Linked DNA regions of Homo sapiens: region 2 is linked to region 1. A link is a loop called in an ENCODE intact Hi-C map of the cell type or tissue named here. Cell type or tissue: mammary epithelial cell. All regions are shown on one strand. Links, peaks and the distances in the headings refer to the core of each region. The heading gives the core; the rest is flanking DNA. Region 1 overlaps C17orf67 (chromosome 17 open reading frame 67). Region 2 overlaps SCPEP1 (serine carboxypeptidase 1).

Region 1 (11,031 bases), core at 2,945-10,944:
GGGTGTGGTGGTGCGTGCCTGTAATCCCAGCTACTCGGGAGCCTGAGGCAGGAGAATCACATGAGTTCAGGAGGTGGAGGTTGCAGTGAGCCGAGATTGTGCCACTGCACTCCAGCCTGGGTGACAGAGCGAGACTCCGTCACACACACGCGTGCACACACACACACACACTCACAGGTTTCCCCCAATCCCCATTATAGAGTATTTGAAAAAGTAAAAAGGAAGAAAAGAATCACCATCTCTCACTCCAAAGACACCCTGTGTTTGAACATTTTGGTCTATTCCATTATTTTCTATGGAAACTGATTTACTTTTTTTTAATGCATACTTTTGATGATGTGGTAGATAATAGTGTCTATCTGGCTCTTATTTAGCATTACAAAATAACTTTTATATGTTATTAAAAAGTCCTATTTAATGGCTACATTATACTCCATTCTATGAATATAGCTTACAGTGTGTATAACCTTACTTTTGTTGTAGCTATTTCTAATATTTTGCTATTATAAATAATTCCTTTGTTTAGGGTTATTTCCTTAGATTCTCAGATTTAGTTAAAGAATTTGAAAAGTTTAAGGCTTATGGGAAAGCTTTTAAGAATAGTAGTCTCTCTTTGCTAAGTAAATTTTTATCTGGAAAATTTACCTGTGTAGGGACAGATTAATAGAAATTGCCACACCTGAGGAGATACACTCTTAATTCACTAAAAGTAATAATAATATTTGTGGCCAACATGTGTTGATGAGTTAGTAGGTCCTAGGCACTGTGTTAAGTTTATCATCCTTATTTTACAGATGAAGAAAACCTGCTTGATATCACACAGTCAGGAGTCAACTGAGTTGGGGCTTTGAACTTAGGTTTATCTGATGCCAAAGTTTGTGATGCTCTTCAACCATTTAGGGTACCGCAGAGTGTGGATTTTGAATCACCTGCATCAGCATCATTTTAAAATATAGATTCTGTGGTCCTGACCAGGTCTCTGAAGTCAGAATATGAAGTGGAGCTAGGAATCTAACTTCTTAACAAGTTCCCTAGGTAATTCTTTATTCAAACTTTTTTTGTTTATATTTTGAAATGTGTCACACATGCAGAAGAGTTTATAAAACACATATACGGTTTTAAAAATAATAGTAAAAACCTGGTTAACATATTGAAGATTTGAGAGCTCTTGTGTGCTCACTTGTTTGATACACCTTCTCCCCCATCAGAAGGAACTACTATCGTAACTTTTGTGGCCTTCATTTCTTTGCTTTTCTTTATAGATGCCTAAGGGTATCCCTGAATGATACAGTTTTGTTTGAAAGACTGAAAAGCCCAAAGCTGGCCCTTTTGGGAAATAGCAGTAAATCATTGATATGTGAAGGTTCCCAGCAGGAGGTAAGTTGAGCAATGTCTTTGGGACAGAGTCTGGATTCAGTTTCTTTGAGAAGATTCCACCTGGGGAAGTCAGTGGGCAAGGTCTTGGGAAGATTGTTAATCACAGTGAGGGCATCTGAGCAGGGCTGTGGTTTGAACAGCTGGCAAAAATATGGCTGAAGAGGAAGGAGGCTGCTTTTAATCTTTGCAGCTCAGCTCAGGGAGACATGAGTATCTTTAGCTAATCCATGCAATGGGGTGTGGGAATGGGGACATGGGAGAATGGGGAGCCCATCAGCTCCTGGTTCTTGTCTTAATCTGTTTTCTGTTGCTATAGCAGAATACCTGAGACTTGGAAATTTAGAAAGAAAAATGGTTCATCTGGCTCATAGCTCTGGAGGCTGGGAAGTCTAAGGGCATGGTGGCAGCCTCTGGTGAGGGCTTTTGCTCTGTGTCATAACATGAACAAAAAGCTGAAGGGCAAGCCAGTGTGTGCAAAAGAGACCACAAGAGTGATCCAGGCTCAATTTTATAACAACCCGCTTTCAGGAGAACTAACTCACTCCTATAAGAACTAATTTACTCCCAAGAGAACAAACTCACTCCCCAAATAACAGTCTTATCCATTCAGGAGGGTGGTGCTCCCGTGACTTAATCAACTCTTAAAGGCCCCACCTCCCAACACCATCAGTGGCAATAAAATTTCAACATGAGTTTTGGCAGGGGCACTCCAATCATAGCAGTCATTAAGATAAAGTACAAATAAGCTTTTGTATCAGGCTCAACAGGCAGCCTGTCCTTAGACTGACTTCTTTCATTGAGTAATATGCATTTAAGTTTTCTCCATATCTTTTCATGGCCTGATAGCTCATTTTTTTTTAGTGCTGAATAATATTCCATTGTCTGGATGTGCCACAGTTTATTTATCCATTCACCTCCAGAAGAACATCTTGGTTGCTTCCAAGTTTTGCCAGCTATGAATAAAACTGTTATAAACATCTGTGTGCAGGTTTTTGTGTGGACATGAGTTTTCAACTCATTTAGGTAAATGTCCTGTCTTTTAAAAATATGTTTTTCTCTCTTGTTTTTTTAAAACTTTCCTCCTCATTTTTGCTCTATTTTTCTAAAAGATTTCCTTAGCTTTTTTCTTGACTCAACTGAGTTTTAAATTTCTGCTATTATGGTTTTTCATTTCTAAGAAGTATTTTGGTTAATTTGTTTTCTGAACATTCCTTTTTTACAGCATCTTGTTCATGTTCCACACAAGCAAAACTTTGGTCTCTTAGAGGATATTAATGTTATTTATTTATTTTCTCCAATTGCATGGTGTCTGATTTCCCCAAGTTGCTTTTTCTTTTATCTTTTTTGTCTTTACTTTTCATGTCAGAGGCGTTCTAGATGTCTGTTGAACCTCAGGTGATTCTAATGCACCTAATGGCCTGAGAAGCAGTGCTAGAGAGTCTCCTAACCTCTCCGAAGCTTAATCATCCCAACAGAGATCCCACCAAGAAAAGTGACACAGTTCAGTATTTTTCCCCAGAACTAGAGCTTTTCTCTTCCAATTAGAGGCCTAGCACTTTTCCTGAATGTAATGTCGTATGACAGTAGCCTTAGAAGTGGTTTCATAAATTATTTTGTGCATGGTTCACTCCCCTAGTATGTTTATTCATACCCATCTTACGTGATTCTGCCTGTGCCAATGCTCCTTTGTCCCTGTTTAAGTTGGAGAGAAGCCTGACACTGGCCATCAGGAACATGATGCTGACCTTGGCTGTCCTCACCTGCTGGGCAGACATAGTTGAGGCCAACATCCTGGACCCAGAGTAGAAATTAGAGTCCACTTGTGGAGGCGTGCAGCAGGCCGGAAAGGCCCCTGTCCAAGGCCAAAACATCTTACCATTGTATTGCTGCTGCAGACAGGAAGGGGTGTATGCCTGTAGAAGTGCTGAGGATATGTAAAGGGAAGCCAGGGCCTGCGGTGTTGACACGGGGCAAGTCAACTCACATTAGAAATGAACCATATTTTCTTTTCTAATATATATATTTCAACAATAAAGTTGTGTGTCTTAATACGTGTGATTAATCTATCTTTAGTCATTCAAAACATTTTTACAAAATAGAGTGCATATGCAAAGAGATTTGGCATAGAGAAGGAGGAGAAATAATAACAATGATCTCCAAGTAGTAGACTTTTATTATGTGTCACGAACTTTACACATACCTCTTTTAAATATTAACCTTATGAGGTGAATTTTATTATAATTCTTTTTTTTTATAAGTGAGAAAACAGTGATTTGGAAAGTTAAGAAATTTCCCCAATGTCACTCAGCTCCAACGTAACACAGGCAATAAGTTTGAGAATCAGCATTCAAGGCCAGGTCTGTTGATGACTCTGCTGCCCACAGTCATAACCATTATACCACACTGCCTACACAGTAGAAACTCAGTCACTTTTGAATGAATGTTCTGGCAGGAGCCTATTATTAACTTAGATGCAATAGCACCCAGATTTGGACACACTAACCATCCCATTAGAATCCTCTGTATCAGTTAGCTATTGTCAGAGTAATGCTATGAAACAAACCACTCCTAGTCTTAGTGGCTTAAAATAACTGTCATTTATTCTGAGGGATCTGCAGGTGATGTGGCTCTGCTTCAGGCTGTGGTAGCTGGAAGTCAGCTGAAATAGACCGGGCTGGGTTGAGTGGGTCTCTTTTAAGCTACAGATCTGCATAAACTTGGCTCCTTTCTTAGCTACTTTGCATGTAAGCTAATTCTGAGACTCAGCTTGAAGGGGCAGTAGCCAACGGGGGGAAGGTCTTTTTGTAGCAATGACAGACATGTCAGAGGGCACACTTAACTGCACAAACCATTTCACACCCTTGTTAGTGTCATGTCTGCCACCATCCCACTGCCCAAAACAAGTCATCTGGTTGAGTCCAAAGTCAAGACATGGGGCTGCAAAGTCATGTGGCAGAGAGCATAAATTTGGGGTGGTAGTGAAGAATTGATGCTAATAATTCAACCTACCACACCTGCCCAGACCTAACATATGTCTGCACAGTATGCCTGTAAATAAATGTTTACAGGGAAGCAAAGTGACGAGGTCTAACATATTTCCTATGTCTATTTCATGAAGATCATCATTGCTGCTGCATAGAGAATAGATTGAAGGAACAGGGAGGGAAGCTGAGATGCCAGCTGGGAGCCTGGTGCTGGGTGAGAGATAACAGTGGCCTAGATGTGGGTGGTGACAATAGAGATGGAAGGATCTAGACCCATAAGCACCACACACAGCTTATGGAGTTACTATCATTGCTTTAAAGTTACTATCATTATTTTAAAAAATACTGTAGTCTAGTCTACCAACTATACTATAAATTCCATATTTTTACAATGTATATATAATTCTTTACAATGTACATGTGAGGTAGACAGTAAAAAAGATGAAAGCAAATATGGAGAGGACTGTTAGAATTTATTTAATTTACCCTGGGCCTAAAAAATGTCGACACATTATAATTCTCTTGATGGGGACAGATTTGGCATTTTTCTATACTTAAAAAAATGTTCCTTTGGGAGGCCAAGGGGGTAGGATTACTTGAGCCCAGGAGTTTAAGAGCAGCCTGGACAACATAGCAAGACCCTGTTTCTAAAATAAATAAATAAATAAATAAAAATAATTAGCTGGGCATGGTAGTGCACGCCTGTGGTTCCAGCTATTTGAGAAGCTGAGGCAGGAGGATCATTGGAACCCAGGAGGGTGAGGCTGCAGTGAGCTATGCTTGTGCCACTGCACTCCAGCCTGGGCGACAGAGCAAGACCCTCTCTCAAAAAACAAAAACAAAACGAAGTTCTCTTGTCTCTAAAGTTTCTATAGTTCAGTGTGATGACATTTAGAACTCTAGAATGTTGGGTTTGTCATTTGTCAATGACACTTAAATATCTGTGTAATGGGACAGTTCCTTCCAAAAAAAAAAAAAAAAAAAAAAGGGAAACTCACCCAAACAAAAAGTTGTGTTTGGGTGTTGTGAATATGGGTGGTAGCATTATTCCTTTATAGGCTTTTAAATGTTATCAAATAGTTAACACAACAGGTCCTCAAATAACATTGTTTCCTTCAACGTTGTTTCATTACAATGTTGATGAGAAAAAAAATTGATTCCAGCCCCGGGCCACTGTCTGTGTGGAGTTTGCATGTTCTTTCCATGTCTGCGTGGGTTTTCTCTGGGTACTTCGGTTTCTTCCCACATCCTAAAGCTGTGCACGTTATGTTCATTGGTGTGTCTGAATTGTCCCCGCGTGAGTGTGTGTGGGTGGGTGTGTGAGAGTGTGCCCTGCGATGGAATGGTGTCTTCTCCAGGGCTGGTTTCTGCCTGGTGCCCTGAGCTGCTGGGACACGCTCCAGCCACCACGGCCCTGAACTAGAATAAGTGGGTAAATATTAATAACTATCTTACTTGTTTTTATTAATCTTTCTTAAATACATGTATAGCCTTCAACGTTTGATATTAGAAATGTTTTGGGTCCTTATTTAGAAGTTTGGTGATGTTTTGTGACCAGAAATATGCCATAGGAACTCACCTCTTGTGTATATCAATTAGCTTATGGTAAAATTGGTTCATTCTGGACCATTTGGCTTAAAGTCTCAGTTTCCAAGAATTTATCAGCAATAATGTTATGAGGACTTACTGTACCGCTTTCCTAGGCCACAACATCTGATGAATGCCTTCAATAGTACATCAATTAAAATAAAAGTACGGAAATAGTTTTAGGTGCAGCAGCACCCTCTCTCTCCACCTCCAGTAGATTCTCTGGAATCGCTGGCAACTTCTTGAATAATTAACCTTAGTGGCCTTGAGCTCTTTCCCCTGATCTTAGTTGTCCCTGGTTCCACCTTCTGCTCTGCCACCTTGTGGATTTATTGGGAATTGCGTCTTCTACTGGGAGCCTTGCCGACTCACCTCGTTACCCCGCTGGGGCTTTTCCTGAGAACCGGGATGGGGTTTAGAAGAGAATTCTCACCGCCTGAGTGACACTCACAATAAGACACTTTGCTCTTTCGGTCTTTCTATATTCCTCCCCCTCTCGCTTCTTTTAGGACAACATCCAGAGGCCAAGCTGAAGGGCATTTGATGGCCCTGCCAGTATCACACCTGAACGGCCCTCCCCACCCGAGACTTGCAGCAGCCTCCCAGGGTGTGATACAGGCTCCGACTCTCTCCAGTCTCACCACCTCAGTCCACCAGAGGTTGCCTTATGCTTTAAAAAATTATAAAAATAATACAAGCTTGCTTAAAGCTTACCAGTGAAGGAGACAGATTTTTAAAAAGTAAATAAATGCAATACGTATAAATTATGGTGAGTGCTGTGAGATGGAGAGTGGTGGTGGTGGGGGCAGGGAACTTTTTATTAAGAAGGCTGGTAAGGGCAGGCTTTCCTGAGTAGGAGAAATTTCAAATTGAAACCTGAAGGATGAGATAGATCCAGTCATTAAAAGAGGGAGAAAAAGCACATGCAAAGGTCCTGAGGCGGGAGTGGGCTTGTTAAGCTGAAAGTGAGTGAGTGTGGCCAGATGGCAGTGAGCAGGAGGGGAGTGGTTGGAGTAAGGTTGGAAAGGGCAGTAGGCACAAAAAACACAGGGTCCTGTTGTGCTTGGTAGGGATTTTAATTTTATTCTGACTCTCATGGGAAGATGAGGAAAGATCTTATGCATGGAAGTGATGAGGTCTAACTGATACTTTCTATTTCATCCTTGCTGCTACCTGGAGAACAGATTGAAGTGAACAGGGAGGGAAACTAGAATCCCATTTGGGAGCCTGGTGCCAGAAGCTGGGTGAGGGAAACAATGGCCTAGACTTGGGTGGTGGCATTAGAGACGGAAGGATCTAGATCCATGTTGTCTAATATGGTAGCACTAGCCACATGTGGCTACCGAGCACTTGAAATGTATAAGTGTAAAATCTACACCAGATCTTGAAGGTTTAGTACAAAAAAAGGCATAAAATCTCTCATTGACAACTTGTTTATATTGATTATGTGTTAAAATAATAATATTTTGGATATTTCATCATGTTAAAATATAATATTAAAATATTTAACCTTTTTACTTAAAAAAAGTGGCTACTGAAAAAATTTAAATTACATATGTTGTTTGCATCTGTGGCTTTATGTTTTTATCGGACAGTGCTGATATAGACAAAAGTTGCAAAATTTAAAAAAATATTTTTTTTTGGAGACAGGGTCTTGTTCTGTTGTCCAGACTTGAGTGTAGTGGCATAATCATTGCTCACTGCAGGCTTGAACTCCCGGGCTCAAGTGATCCTCTGACCTTGGAATCCCAAAGTGTTAAGATTATAGGTGTGAGCTACTATGTCTGGCCAAAAAATACTTCTATTGTAAATTTACATTGGACACATTAGAAATTTATAGCTAAGTATAGATTTTGTTTCTGGCCCACAGAAGATATTTATTTGATATGATAAAACAAAATAGTGTTCTATCCAACCACAAAGAGTAAAAGGAGTGAAAAATTTGAATATACACATACAAAACTCAAGCTGTTTAACGTGACAATTTTTCTTTTTTCTTTTTTTTTTTTTTAAATAATGCTACTAGCTGCACGTGTTGGCTCACATCTGTAATTCAAGCATTTTTGGAGGCCAAGGTAGGAGAATTGCTTGAGCTCAAGAGTTTGAGACCAGCCTGGGCAATATGGCAAAACCCATTTCTACAAAAATATACAAAAATTAGCTGGGCATGGTGGCACATGCGTGTAGTCCCAGCTACTAGTGAGGCTGAGGTAGGAAGATCACTTAAGCCTGGGAGGTTGAGGCTGTACTGAGCCAAGTTCGTGCACTCCAGCCTAGGTGACAGAGGGAGACCATGTTTCAAAAAAAAAAATGCTCTAAAATTCCTTAGTTATTGAAAATTATGTGAAAACAGAAGGATGTTAATAGCAGCAGAGTGCATGAAATCAAATATTGAATTTTGAGCAAATGGGCCAGGTGCAGTAATTCTTTCTTGCCTGTAATTCCAGCACTTTGGGAGGCTGAAGCAGGAGGATCACTTGAGCCTGCGAGTTTGAGACCAGCCTGGCTAACATAGTGAGCCCCTATCTCTGCAAGGAAGAAAAAAAATCAGCTGGGCATGGAGATGCACACTTGTAGTCCCAGATACTCAGGAGGCTGAGATGGGAGATCATGAGCTCAGGAGGTTGAGGCTGTAGTGGGCTGTGATTGCACCACTGCACTTCTGCCTGGGCAACAGAATGAGACCCTGTCTCAAAAAAAAAATTTACTTATATATATATATATTTGAGCAAATGAACATGTGAGACAACTTTGCTAACATTGCATGATCTTTTTTTTCTTGTTTACAATCTGCTCAAAATATCTTTATGTTGACTGTGTGGGCAGCACATTCAGGTTTAATATCAGTTACACATTAGCATAAATTTGGAGAAATACACATAGGGTATTGTTTTCTTTTGAGCTGGCAAAGTGACCACAGAAACATCAGATCATCTCTCTGAATACAGAATTTTATCCAAATAAATGTCACATGCTTTCCAGACATATTTTAATCATGTATTGAATTTCTTAGGCTGAGAGCAGTGTCTCATGCCTGTAATCCCAGCACTTTGGGAGGCTGAGGCAGGAGGATCACTTGAGCCCAGGAGTTTGAAACCAACCTGGTCAAAATAGTGAGACCCTGTCTCTACAAAATAAAAAAATAAAAAAGTTAATTGAGTGTTGTGGTGCGTGCCTGTAGTCCCAGCTACTCGGGAGGCTGAGGTGGAAGGATCGCTTGAGTCTGGGAGTTAGAGGCTGCAGTGAGCCTCTGCACACCAGCCTGAAGTGAGACCCAGAGTGAGACCCCCATCTCAAAACCAAACCAAACCAAACCAAGCCAAACCAAACCAAAACAAAACAAGAAACTTTCTTCATGTGATATTTATAGATGATTTGAATTTGAAATGACTTCAGCTTCTTAAACTTTTGTTGTCCTTATAAAAATACCCTTGAATCTGGAGCATGGCTGGTTCCAGTCTTATGACAGCATGTTGCGTGAGGCCCTGTAAAAGATGAGGAGTTGTCCCTGAGGTTATGGGGCTTACTGGGAAGAGCACATGATCTAGGTTTGAAGACAGAAGACGTAGGCTCTACCTTGGCATCCATAATGTGTGAACTTGAACTTGATTTCACATCTTTGAATCTCACTTTTCTTACTGTAAGATGGAAGTGGACGATGAATAGTACTAGCTGCCATGAAGGTCATAGCTTTCCCCTCATCCTTTATTGCACCCCACAAGGTAGGTGCTCTTATCTCCTTTTGACAGGGGAGGAAACTGAAGTTCAGAAAGGGTAAGTCACTTACCTAAGGCTACATTGCTAGAAAAAATTGAAGCTAGGATTTGAACTCTGTTTTTCTGTCTCTAAAGTCAGCTGAAAATTGTTTTTCCCCACTCATCATGCCCCTTGCTAATTTCCCTGCCTACCTCTGAGATTATTGGGAAGATCAAATTAGACTGGTGAATGGGCTTTAGAAAAATGTCCTAAAAGATACAAATGTGTAATAGATCATGAATTCTCAATGAAACAGGAGCATAAATGGAAGCTCCAGAGAAACACTCACAAACATCTGTCTGGTGCTTATCTGTCTGTTTAAATGAAGTGAATATCACATGTTGCTTTTTCAGATTCAAGCTCTGAAAGTCATATTACAGAGGAACAATTTCCTTCCTCAGGATGAAAATTTACAGGAATTCGGAGGAAAATATTTCAGTGGTCATTACTAAAACGCTCAGAGTCAGATACATTCAGCATCATACCGTAAGTCCCGTTAGTCAAAGCATAAACAAGCGCAGGGCCTGGCATGGCTTCCTTCAAGTTGGCTGACTCAGTCTGGGAGGATTCACTCAGCAAGAGGCAGAGGAACCAAGGCAGGATGAAGACATTGCCTGTGCTCGTGCTGTCTCTTACCTTACTGACTGTCTTCTCAGGTGGGCACTGACTCCAAAAACAGCCTATTTCTATGCTGACATGATAAATAATAGTCTATTTGATATTTAATTTTTTAATTTTAAATAATATATAGTGTATATAGATATTTCAATGCTCTTTCTTTTCTTATTTTTCCATAAGAGTAGGCTTCCAGAATTTTTATCATTAAAGATGTTATATATTTTTTAAAAATCTTTAAATGTATTTGAGCACTAATTCTCAAAAATGCTGATAAATCTTCAGCTTCTAATAGCTTATTTTAGAGTTTATATGAGATCACCAAAATTTGATATATTTTTATGATGATAATATCTTTTAGAATTTGCAAGTAATTATCAAAGCACTTTTATACTATCTTCTTTGAGGGGTTGTGATGATCAAGTTTAACATAATCTTATTATCACTGGGCATCTTCCAGTAATGACTTTAAACTTGATTTAGTGTAGTGAGGATTAAAAAAAACTTCCATGAAAGCAAACCTAAGACACACAGACCAGTGAACTGAAGATTCATTAAATTAATACCCACTTTCAAAGAGATGGACCATTGCAATCAGTAAATATGTTTAGGTTGTGCAGCTTTTGCTCTGAGTAATCATGTTAGAAACAATTCAAAATTCCTTCCTGAGCCCTCTGGAATGCTGCATCCTTTGGGACAGGTCCCCGGGAAA
Region 2 (11,502 bases), core at 2,037-10,036, 190 kb before region 1:
AATTCATCCTGTGTGGATGTTTATTCAAGTGACCCAGACCAGTAAATCAGGAAAATCATGTCAACCCATCCCTCATGGATGTCTAATAAGGCAACCCAAACCAGAAGGGATTAGAAGAGGAGGGGCGAAGCACCCCAAATGACAGAAAAAAATAGAAAAGGGATAGGAAAGACAGAGAAAAGGAAGGGAGAAAAGTGTTGCCTTGAGGTTTGGGCGAGGTGTTCCAAGGGGCTGGAGACTGATCCATTGTGGTGACACTGAGTCAAAAGTTCAGGCAGCTGCTGTCAGCCACTAAGGGATATTGTCCAGCAGTCCCATCAGCCCTCAAGTCTCCCCACTAGCAGAAGAAAAATCTCCCCATGTAGCCTGATCCCAGATGAGCCCTCAAAGAACGTGTTACCAACCATGGGTTCTTGGGCTCTCAAAGCAATAGAAATTGACCTGAGCCTGAAAAAGTTTTCCCAGACAAGGCCTCCTTGGAGCTTATGTCCTGAGGTAAGCGAGGCATAGAGAGCCAGTAGGGCTTTTTTTATTATGCAAAGCATGGGCATTGACAGCAGGGTAGGTTATGTAGGCTGGGCTGAGCAAAGCCGGTGAGGGGTGGGGTATGCAAGGCAGCATATCTAGTTGCGATGGCTATCTTGAGTAATGGGCCACTTGGTGGTCTGGCCTGCAGCAACAAGGCTGCAAATCAATTGTGCAGCATCCCTTCCCTAGGTGGGACACTCCACAACCTTCATTATCTCCTAAGAACCATGCTGGAATTCTTTAAGTAAAAGAGGAGTGAGGTAGTGGTGTGGGTTTTGGGATCAGTGGGGATGCATGAAAGAATGCTCTAGAGCAGGTGAGCTGAAACCGAGCCCTGTTTCTACTCTGTCTTAAGAAGACTGAGGATTACAAAGTACAGGTAGAGTGCTTAGAGAGTGAGCAAAACAGGGTTCTACCTTAGCTTGGGGGATCAGAGAGGGCTTCTTGAGAGATTCATATTTATTCTGAGAGCTGAAGAGAAATCAGAAAGCAGCTAGGTAGAAGGGGCAGGAGGTTTCCAGAAAGCCAGGCACATGGAACATTCAGTGTTGAGGGTTGAGGAGCTGGGAGAGAAAAGATTTCTTCCCCTTTTCTTGTTTCTAAGTCCTCCCTAAAGACTTGCTTCTAAAGAAGAGGCAAAAGTAATAAGATGTCACTTCTGAGATTTCATTATAAAAGATCATGACCTAGGCCAGGCACGGTGGCTCATGCCTGTAATCCCAACACTTTGGGAAGCCGAGGCGGGCAGATCACGAGGTCAGGAGATTGAGACCATCCTGGCTAACATGGTGAAACCCCGTCTCTACTAAAAATACAAAAAATTAGCCAGGTGTGGTGGCGGGTGCCTGTAGTCCCAGCTACTGGGGAGGCTAAGGCAGGAGAATGGCGTGAACCCAGGAGGTGGAGCTTGCAGTGAGCCGAGATCGCACCACTGCACTCCAGCCTAGGGGACAGAGCAAGACTCCGTCTCAAAAAAAAAAAAAAAGATCGTGACCTTTGTCTTGCACATTTGCCCATGCTCTCTCTCTCTGGCTCTCTCACTCTTTCTTTCTCTGTGTCTATCTGATGAAGCCAGCTGCCATATTGTGAGCTGCCCATGGAAGGGTCCACATGACAAGTAATTAAGGGAGTCCTTCAGCCCAACAGCCTATGAGGAAGCGAATCGTGCCAATAACCTCATGGCTGAACTTGGAACCACATTCTACCCTAGTTGGGCCTTGAGATGACTGCTGCCCTGGCCAACCCTTGATTGCAGTCTTGTAGAGGTCCTAAAGTAGAGGACCCAGCTAAGCCACAGGTGGACTCCTCACATACAGAAACCGTCAGATAATAAATGTTGTTTTAAGCCACCAAGTTTCTGGGTATTTTATTTATTTTAATTTTTTAAAAATTAATAGGGACAGGGCCTCGCTATATTAACCAGGCTTGTTTTGAACTCCTGGCTTCAAGCAACCCTTCCACCTTGGCTTCCCAAAGTGCTAGAATTACAGGCATGAGCCAGCATGCCTGGCCTTCTGCGTAATTTTTTATACAGTAATAGATAACTAATATATTCATCAAATAAGGAGTCCCTGGATTTATCATGGACTTTGCATCTTACCAAAGTTTTGGGTTCATCCTGAAGCTGGGAACACAACAAATTCTGAGCACTCATGTCATTAGGAAGGAAACACTCCCTAAGTCCTAAGGGACACAGGAAATAAGTTCCCAATAATTATTATCCAAGAGCTGGGCATTCACCGCCCTTAGGCAACTGAAGAACTGTGAGGACCATATAGCTCCGCCACATCTAGGCTTCCTGAATAAGAATTAAGTGGACAATCTGAAAAATAACCAGATAATCAATTAGATGATTATATAACTGCCCTCATTCAAAGATACAGACACATAAAAAAGCAAACACATAAACATAGGGAAAAAACACCTGCAACTAAAATGGAGGAAATTAACACAAAGCACAAAAGATAAATGAGGAACATCCCTTGGAAGCTTTGCACTGGGAAACTACAAATACTTTTCTCGCTCTCAAGGAAATTAAAGCAAACCGGGAGCCTGTGAAATAAGAAATGTAAAATGAGATGAAAAGATAAGGTGAAACAGCAGCTGGCATAACTAGGGAAAATAAATTAAGGAGAAAGATAATTATAGAAGTTAAGAATCCTTTAGAAACTCAAAGTCTAGCCGGGCGCAGTGACTCATGCCTGTAATCCCAGCACTCTGGGAGGCCGAGGCAGGCAGATCACGAGGTCAAGAGATCAAGACCATCCTGGCCAACATGGTGAAACCCCATCTTTACTAAAAATACAAAAATCAGCCGGGCGTGGTGGTGGGCGCCTGTAGTCCCAGCTACTCAGGAGGCTGAGGCAAGAGAATTGCTTGAACCCAGGAGGCGGAGGTTGCAGTGAGCTGGAATCATGCCACTGCACTCCAGCCTTGGTGACAGACGGAGATTCCGTCTCAAAAAAAAAAAAAAAGGAAAAGGAAAAAAAAGAAACTCAAAGTCTAGAGTGACATTACCGAAAATGAAGTAATGATGTTGACGGGAGTCTGGAGAAAAAGTATCTAGAATGAAAGCTAAAGGACAACAAAGTGGGAAAATATCTTAAAACAATATTCAAATAAATACTGGAAAGCATTGCTGAACTGAAGATCAGAGCCTGGGGATCTAAAAGCTCACGACACATCAGGCAAAATTCATTAAAAGCTAAACATCAATGTAACCATCAGACGTTCCCGGTTTACATAATTTAACAAAAATATTTGGCCGGGCGCGGTGGCTCACGCCTGTAATCCCAGCACTTTGGGAGGCCGAGGCGGGCGGATCACGAGGTCAGGAGATCAAGACCATCCCGGCTAAAACGGTGAAACCCCGTCTCTACTAAAAATACAAAAAATTAGCCGGGCGTAGTGGCGGGCGCCTGTAGTCCCAGCTACTTGGGAGGCTGAGGCAGGAGAATGGCGTGAATCCGGGAGGCGGAGCTTGCAGTGAGCCGAGATCCCGCCACTGCACTCCAGCCTGGGCGACAGAGCGAGACTCCGTCTCAAAAAAAAAAAAAAAAAAATTTACAGCAACCATTTATTAAACTGGTTGGCTAGGTGTGGTGGCTCACATCTGTAATCCCCGCACTTTGGGAGCCCAAGGAGGGCGAATAGCTTGAGTCCAGGAGTTCGAGATCAGCCTGGGGTAACATGGTAAAACCTAGTCTCTACTAAAAATACAAACAAAAGTTGCCGGGCTTGGCAGCAGGCCTCTGCAGTCTCAGCTGCTTTAGAGGCTGAGGTGGGAGAATCACCTGAGCCCAGGAGATGGGGGAGGCAGTGAGCCAATATCACGCCACTGCACTCCAGCCTGGGCAACCAGAGTGAGACCCTGTCTCAAAATAAATAAATAAATAAATAATAAAAAATAAAATAAAATAAACTCATTATTTACAAAGATGAAAAAGAAGTGAATTGGTTTCAAATTTCTCAGCAACATTAGGTGGCAACACTAAGAACGATGTGATTTGAGAGTATCTGATCAATTGTTGCTCACAAGTATAGGCAACGGAAAGACATCAGATATGCAGATTCCAATTGTGGAGAATTTTGAAGCCATTAAAATAATAAAGTTTTGTATCAATCAGGATTCAATCAGCAGCTGAGCACAGTGGTCCCTGCCTGTAATCCCAGTACTTTGGGAGGCTGAGGTGGAAGGATTGCTTGAGGGCAGGAGTTTGAGACTAGCCAGGCCAACATAGCCAGACCCTGTCTCTACAAAAATAAAACTTAAAAAAGAATTAGCTGGTGGCCGGGTGCAGTGGCTCATGCCTATAATCCCAACACTTTGGGAGGCTAAGACGGGCGGGTCACACAAGGCCAGGAGTTGGAGACCAGCCTGGCCAACATGGCGAAAACTCATCTGTACTAAAAATACAAAAATTAGCTGGGCATCATAGCACGCGTCTGTAATCCCAGCTACTCGGGGGGCTGAGGCAGGAGAATCACTTGAATCCAGGAGGCAGAGGTAGCAGTGAACCGAGATCATGCCACTGCACTCCAGCCTGGTGACAGAGCGAGACTCTGTCTCAAAATAAGTAAATAAATAAATATATAAATATATAAATAAATAAAAGAATTAGCTGGGAGTGGTAGCACGCACCGATAGTCCCAGCTACTTGGGAGGCCGAGGCAGGAGGATGGCTTGAGCCCAGAAGTTCGAGGCGGCTGTGATCGCACCACTGCCCTAAAGCCTGAGTGACTCTATCTCAAAAATAAAAAAGGATTCAATTTCAGAAGCAGAACGGTGTGTGCGTGTTTGCATGTGCACAGCCGTGCGTATGGGGGAAGGTGTAACAGGGATTTGACTTATGCAGTGTGGAGCTGGTTAAGAAGTCTTCATAAGGCTTTTGTCTCCAAATCTGATGCTGGAGATTGAAGTACACAGGGCAAGCAGTCAGGAAGGAACAAGGAATGTAAAGTGGAGAAGGACAAGAACAATGTGAATCCCACAAGCAAGAGATGGAGTCCATGGGACTGAAACGCATGTCAGTTCTTGGGTCCCTCTTAGTGCTAAGCACACTCACCTGGCCCGGGAAGCAGACATGCTCTAGGAGGATCCGGGGGAAGGGGGAGCAGCTGAGCTCAGCTGAGCTGAGCCAGCAGAAAAACGATAACATGCATGAATGAAAAACTGTTGCTGCTTCACTTCACCCTCCACATTTTCCGAAGAATTTCTCTTGTGGGCCACCCTAATCAGAAACATACAAGAAAGGTAATTCTGAAAAAGTTAGCCTAGGCAAGTTGAAACATTACAAAAACACTACAGTCCACCCCTTGTCAACTTGGCACCCATAACATTGCCTTAAACCACACTTAATCTCCAAATAAAGTCAATAACAAAGTCATACTCTGCTTACCATGACACAACTGTCCTTCCTATACCCAGAAATACACATCTTTTTCCCCAGAAGAGAATCAGAGTCCACTTTTTGTCTTTGGATGATGCTCATTCTTTTACTAGCTGTTTCACATTCCTTCCTTGACATCTTGTAATATAAATATTTATATGTAAAGTTAGGTACAAGCATTTTGGGAGGCCAAGCTGCGAGGATTGCTTTAAGCCAGGAGTTGAAGACCAGCCTGGGTAACATAGCAACACCCTGTCTCAAAAAAAAAAAAAAAAAAAAAAAGCCAGGCACAATGGTATGCACCTGCAGTCACAGCTACCTGGGAGGATCGTTTGAGCCCAGGAGATTGAGGCTGCAGTGAGCCGTGATTGCACCACTGCACTGCAGCCTCGGTGACAGAGCAAGACCCTGTCTTAAAAAAGAAAAACAAAAAAGGTTAAATACTATTAGCACATCAGAGACGATAAAGGAATGAGAGATAAAAACAAAAATATTTGGTTCACCAGATGCAGCTGTGGCTTATGCCTGTAATCCCAGCATTTTGGGAGGCAGAGCATTTTGGGAGGCAGAGGCGGGCAGATCACTTGAGCCCAGGAGTTTCAGACTAGCCTGGGCAACATGGTAAAACTTCATCTCTACAAAAAATACAGAAATTAGCTGGGTATGGTGGTGCATGCCTGCAGTCCCAGCTACTGGGGGCGCTGAGGTGGGAGGATCACTTGAGCCCAGGGAGGTGGGGGGTGAAGGCTGCAGTGAGCTGTGATTGTGCCACTGCACTTCAGCCTGGTTGACAGAGCATAACCCTGTCTCAAAAAAAAAAGTTTTTTTGTTAATATTTATTAAAATAGATTCACATCAAAAGAAGAAAGAAATACTCATAATTATTACAGTCCTCGTTTCTACAGTGGGTCACAAGGTCATAGTACTTATGACTGCCCTCATCTATGATTTATTCTGCGTATCTTTTGCCCTCGGCAAGCACTTCAGTTGGTCGTGGCTTTTTGCCTGATGGAATGACTTAAATCTTTTGTGAAGGGTCTGGGCCATTAGCGGTCTTAATTGGGTTGTTGTAGCTCTCCATTGACCTTAATCACAGGATATGGCAGTACTAGGGGGTGCCCCAAAGGATCTCCTGCATTCTTCCTTCTTACGTCCATTGTGTAGGAGCAACCCCATTTCCTCTTGATAGTCAGATCAATCACTGCAGACAGCACTTTGCCTGTTGATGCAGTGCCCAAAGAGGCCAGATGGTGGCTTCAAGCTCCAGTTCCACGGATTATCTGCTGTGTCTCCTAGAGAAAACATTTCTCCCGTTGTAACTAAGACCTCTAGACCAGCAAAACCTAAAGTTGCAGGGATGGGAAGCAAAAATTCTACCACTGGATCACTAGGGTTAACAGTGAGAGGAGTCGCTTTCATTTTTATCCCTTGATAACTGGACTCATGAATCCTGGGTATGGGAGAAACAAGGCGGTTGATTTAGAGCATGTACCACATACTGGAGGGCAGCACCCCAGCCCTGCAATCTATCCCCTCCTAGCTGGCCCTGTAACTGAATTTTCAGTCATTCAACCATCTGTCAGGGCAGTTGCTTCAAGAGGATGGGGAACATGGTGAGAGCAGTCAATTCCACTTGTGTAAATTCACTGCTGCCTTTCATTTGCTGTGAATACCATAGTCATGGATGAGACACTCCGTAGGTCCACAGATGCTAGTTTTGGCAGAAGCATTGTGGGAAAGGAAGGCACATCTATGTCCAGAGCAAGGGTTAATTCCATTGAAAACACAGTGCTGCCTGCCTCATAATAAAAGTGGTCCAATGTAATCAGCCTAACACCAGGTAGCCGGCTGATCTCTTCAGCAGTGATGCCACATTAGGGGCTCAGTGTTGTTTCTTCTGCTGGCAGATGGGGCACTCAGCAGTGGCTGTGACCAGGTCACCCTTAGTAAGTGGAAGCACATGTTGCCAAGCCCATGCATAGCCTCCATCCCCGCCGCCATGGCCACTTTGTTCATGAGTCTACAGGAATGGCTGAAGGAGGCTAATAGCCACAGAATGGGTCATCTACCCACCTGATTATTAAAATCTTCCCTTGCCCTAGTTGAGTATTCAGATGGAAAACAATGATCTTCATACTCGGCCATTCAGAGATCTAATCTCATACCTCTTCCTCAGAGCTTCTTGTCATCAATTTTCTAATCAAGTTTTTTTTCTTTTTGAGACAAGGTCTCACCCTGTCACTCAGGCTGGAGTACAAATATGGCTCGCTGTAGCCTCAACCAACCTGCCAGGCTCAAGTGATTCTCCTACCTCAGCCTCCTACACAGCTGAAACCACAGAGGTGCACCAACATGCTGAGTTAATGTTTTTATTTTCTGTAGATACAGGGTGTTATCATCTTGCTCAAGCTGGTCTTGAACTCCTGGACTCAAGGGATTCTCCCACCTCAGCCTCTCAAAGTGCTGGTATTATAGGCATGAACCACTGTGCCCAGCCTTCTAATCAAGTTTCTTCCAAGTCCCTAAATACCCAGCTAAATCATGAATTGGTGCACTTATTCTTCTGTTCATTTCCCCTTCCAGGGAAAGTGAAGAGCTGAGTGCACTGTTCCAAGTTCTGTCCACTGGGAGGATTTCTCTTCACACCATCTTTCAGGGCTGTCCTGGAGTGTGGCCGTGGTGCCATAGCGGTCCACATTCAGGTGATGCATGCATACTGTGGAGCCCCGTCTGTAAATCAAGCCTGAGAGTTGTCTTCCTTTGTCAACTGATCACAGGGATTCCCTAGGAAGGTAGGGGTGTGGGTTGAGAGAGAATGTTATACAGCAGGAATAAGAGCCCTGGGCAAGTCTAGGAATTTACTACAAGATCTTAGGACAAGACATGATTAACCTGCCCGGACAGCAATGGAAGGGCGGCTTCTAATGGCCAAAAAGGTTTGAGGTCCCCTAGCTTCATCTGTGCAGGTGACTCATCTCAATGTTCAGAATTACATTTCTTCTCAATCAATGCACTAACTTTTAACAGAAGAGACTCTGTGAGGTTGGGAATTCAACTTGCTTTATGATTCACTGCTTTGTTGGATGGTTCACCAAGACTCACAAGGCTCAGTAGCAGGTTATACTAATAGCTAACATTTTTGTAACAAAAGATGCATATCAAAAGCGGCAGGTAAAAACGATACACATGGGTGATGTCCAGGGGTATCCAGCACAGGCTTCTAAGGTTCTTGCTTTCCATGGGCACACTGGAGTTCTTGCCAACAGTGAACCATAGGGACATGTGTAGTCTCTGTCCCAGGAGCCTGTTTTTAGTCTCAGGGTCTGAAGGGGTTAGTCACGTAGACATAACCTGCTGTTAACTGTTTCCTCACAGTCTGCAGGAATAAGCTTTGGGTTTGTTATTTTTTTTAATTAATTAATTTATTTATTTATTTTTGGGACAGAGTCTTGCTCTGTTGCCCAGGCTGGAGTGCAGTGGCGCGATCTCGGCTCACTGCAAGCACTGCCTCCCGGGTTCACGCCATTCTCCTGCCTCAGCCTCCCAACTAGCTGGGACTACAGGTGCCCGCCACCACGCCTGGCTAATTTTGTGTGTGTGTGTGTGTAGAGATGGGGTTTCACCGTGTTAGCCAGGATGGTCTCGATCTCCTGACCTCGTGATCTGCCCGCCTTGGCCTCCCGAAGTGCTGGGATTACAGGCTGGAGCCACCGTGCCTGGCTGTTTTTTTAAATCTCAGCCTTTGGCCAGGCTTGGTGACTCATGCCTGTAATCCCAGCACTTTGGGAGCCCAAGGCAGGTGGATTGCTAGAGCCTGGGAGTTCGAGACCAGCCTGGGCCACATAGTGAGACTCCAACTCTACGAAAAAATTTTAAAAATTAGCTGGATGTGATGGTGCTTGCCTGTGGTACTAGCTACTTGGGAGGCTGGGGCAGGAGGATCATTTGAGGCATGATTGTGCCACTGCACTCTAGCCTGGGTCACAGAGTCTCAATAAATAAATAAATAAAATCTCAGCCCTGCAACTACAAGAGGTGATATTTCTTTCAGACAGTCCTAGAAGCTGTTAGATCCCCTATGCAGATTTTTTTTTCTTTTTGAGATGGGGTCTCTGTCACCCAGGCTGGAGTGAGTGGCTTGATCATGGCTCACTGCAACATCAACCTCCCTGGCTCAAGTGATCCTCCTGCCTCAGCCTCCTGAGTAGCTGGGACTACAGGTGTGTGCCACCATGCTCGGCTAATGTTTTTATTTTTTTTGTAGAAATGGGGTCTCCCTATGTTGCCCAGGCTGTTGTTGAACTCCTGGGCTCAAGCATTCCTCCTGCCTCGACCTCCCAAAGTGCTGGGTTTATAGGTGTGAGCCACGGCATCAAACCTCCTTATGTAGATCTTGAGCTATGAATAAAAAGTTAAAAGTCCTGAGCTAATTATTTTGATTTTAAGGAAATGTGGCAATCCTCTGACTAAATAATTACACTTTTATGAATTTATTCTAAGAAAATAAGGAGGTACAAAAAAATCTAACTATCAGGGTGAATCAACAGAGCACTATGTATAATAGCAACAAACTAGAAATTATTATACTTGTCGGAAACAACTGGGAATTTTGTAAATAAACTAGAGTACAACCATAAAGTAGAATGCTCCACAGCCATTAAAAATGTTAGAGAAGAACATTTATTGACATGAAAAGGTGTTTCAGATATACTGATATGTCAAACAAATAGTAAAACAACATAGAGTAATGATTCATTTTGGTAAAAAATATATATGTATATATAGAAAAAAAAATTCTGCAAGGACATATGCTAAATTGGTAACAGTGCTTACCCCTGGGAAGGGGGTATACAGATGTTGATTTACTCTTTGGGTACCTGTATTTCCCAGTTTTTCTATAAATCACATCATTTGCTTCTGTCATAAGAAAAAATAATATCTATTATCATCCTTTATTTTGATCAAAACAAATCAATTTTTTAAAAAATCTTAGGTTTTTTTAAGAAGCAGAAATAATTTCCAAATTGCCTCCAGAGACAATGATTTTATCCTCTGCAGAAGCTGGTCAGAACCTTCTTGATCACAGCCCCAGTTAGATACAGGGAAGAATGGCGCTTCCTACAGCTTCAGCGGCCTCAGCTCAGCTCTGTGCCCCAAGGCCAAACCAGCTCATCTCCAGCCCCATCCATCCTATTCTTGCTGAGTCACCAGTCTCATCATCTTCAGAGCCATGTCCCCTTGGTCAGAAGGAACCTAGAAAAAAACAACATCTGAGTTAGTGCTCCTGGTGCTATTCCTGGGGCTGGGGTCAGAGGCAACATCCTGAAACCTTGCTCCCAAAAGGGAGCCAGCTCTGTGACAGCAACCTGTGCAGACACCTGGGCACATCCCTGAGAGAGGGTCCTTCCTGAAAATGACTCCTGCACTGGATGAAAGCTCTTCTGGGCCCTGACTGGGCTGGGTGGCAGGGACCTGGAGAAGTCAGCATTTAAGACAAGAACCTTCTACTCCATTTGGAGCTGATCTGTTGATTTCTTGGTAAGGGTCATGCTAATGATACTAGACCTAGCCTGTTCAAGGAAGAAGGAAGATTCTAAACATTTTAAAGGCATCTGTCTAGAAGGGATCCCGGATTGAGAATAGAGAAATGGCTGAGAAGGGAGCTCACAGCAGAGAGCCGCAAATAATAAAAACAAACAGGGCCCTTTGGGTGGCATCCGATTTTCGCAGTTATTCAACTTTCTTTTGTTTTCCCTCAGATTTTTAGAATAAGTCCTTTAAAATTTCCTTCCCACACAGCATCAAAAGGGGGAAGGGCAGAGGCCTCAGTTTCTCCCTACACAGAAGGGGTTGGAGTATATGGTCTCCCCGTTATGTAATTCCCTGGCTCCATGATTCTCTATGGCACACCCATCCTTGACTCTTCTGCCAAGAGTCCCCAGGAGGCACAGGCAAGGTGGGTTATCCTAAAATGTCATTTAATCAATGAAAGGGGAAGTGGTTTGGGGACGACTTAACAACAGTCTCCAAGGGCTATTTTAAGCCTGTCCCCAACTGATCTGTTGTTCTATATGTGACAAACCAA

The links. Peaks named below come from ENCODE experiments on the same cell type or tissue, not always from the same donor. Only the 100,000 strongest peaks of a DNase experiment are listed, where the experiment ranks them.
Region 2: it touches region 1 in a loop (9-fold over the local background); 8 of 110 quality-filtered maps call a loop at or near these places.

Annotation. Positions count from the first base shown.
Region 1 is chr17:56,815,085-56,826,115 of GRCh38, reverse strand. C17orf67 (chromosome 17 open reading frame 67) reads left to right here. Exons shown (of 8, transcript NM_001085430.4): 3 at 795-1,035; 4 at 1,263-1,377; 5 at 10,106-10,360. The coding sequence starts at 10,306. Among named protein-coding and RNA genes, the nearest start is that of C17orf67, 13 kb to the left of the region's middle. In mammary epithelial cell, for the core only: a CTCF peak has its summit at 6,288 (motif pointing left); a DNase peak (open chromatin) is centred at 6,285.
Region 2 is chr17:57,005,341-57,016,842 of GRCh38, reverse strand. SCPEP1 (serine carboxypeptidase 1) reads right to left here. Exons shown (of 13, transcript NM_021626.3): 13 at 10,075-10,670. The coding sequence ends at 10,608. Among named protein-coding and RNA genes, the nearest start is that of SCPEP1, 33 kb to the right of the region's middle. RefSeq lists a silencer at 441-735 and enhancers at 6,397-6,596, 6,233-6,862. In mammary epithelial cell, for the core only: a CTCF peak has its summit at 6,655; no DNase peak of the experiment used is centred there.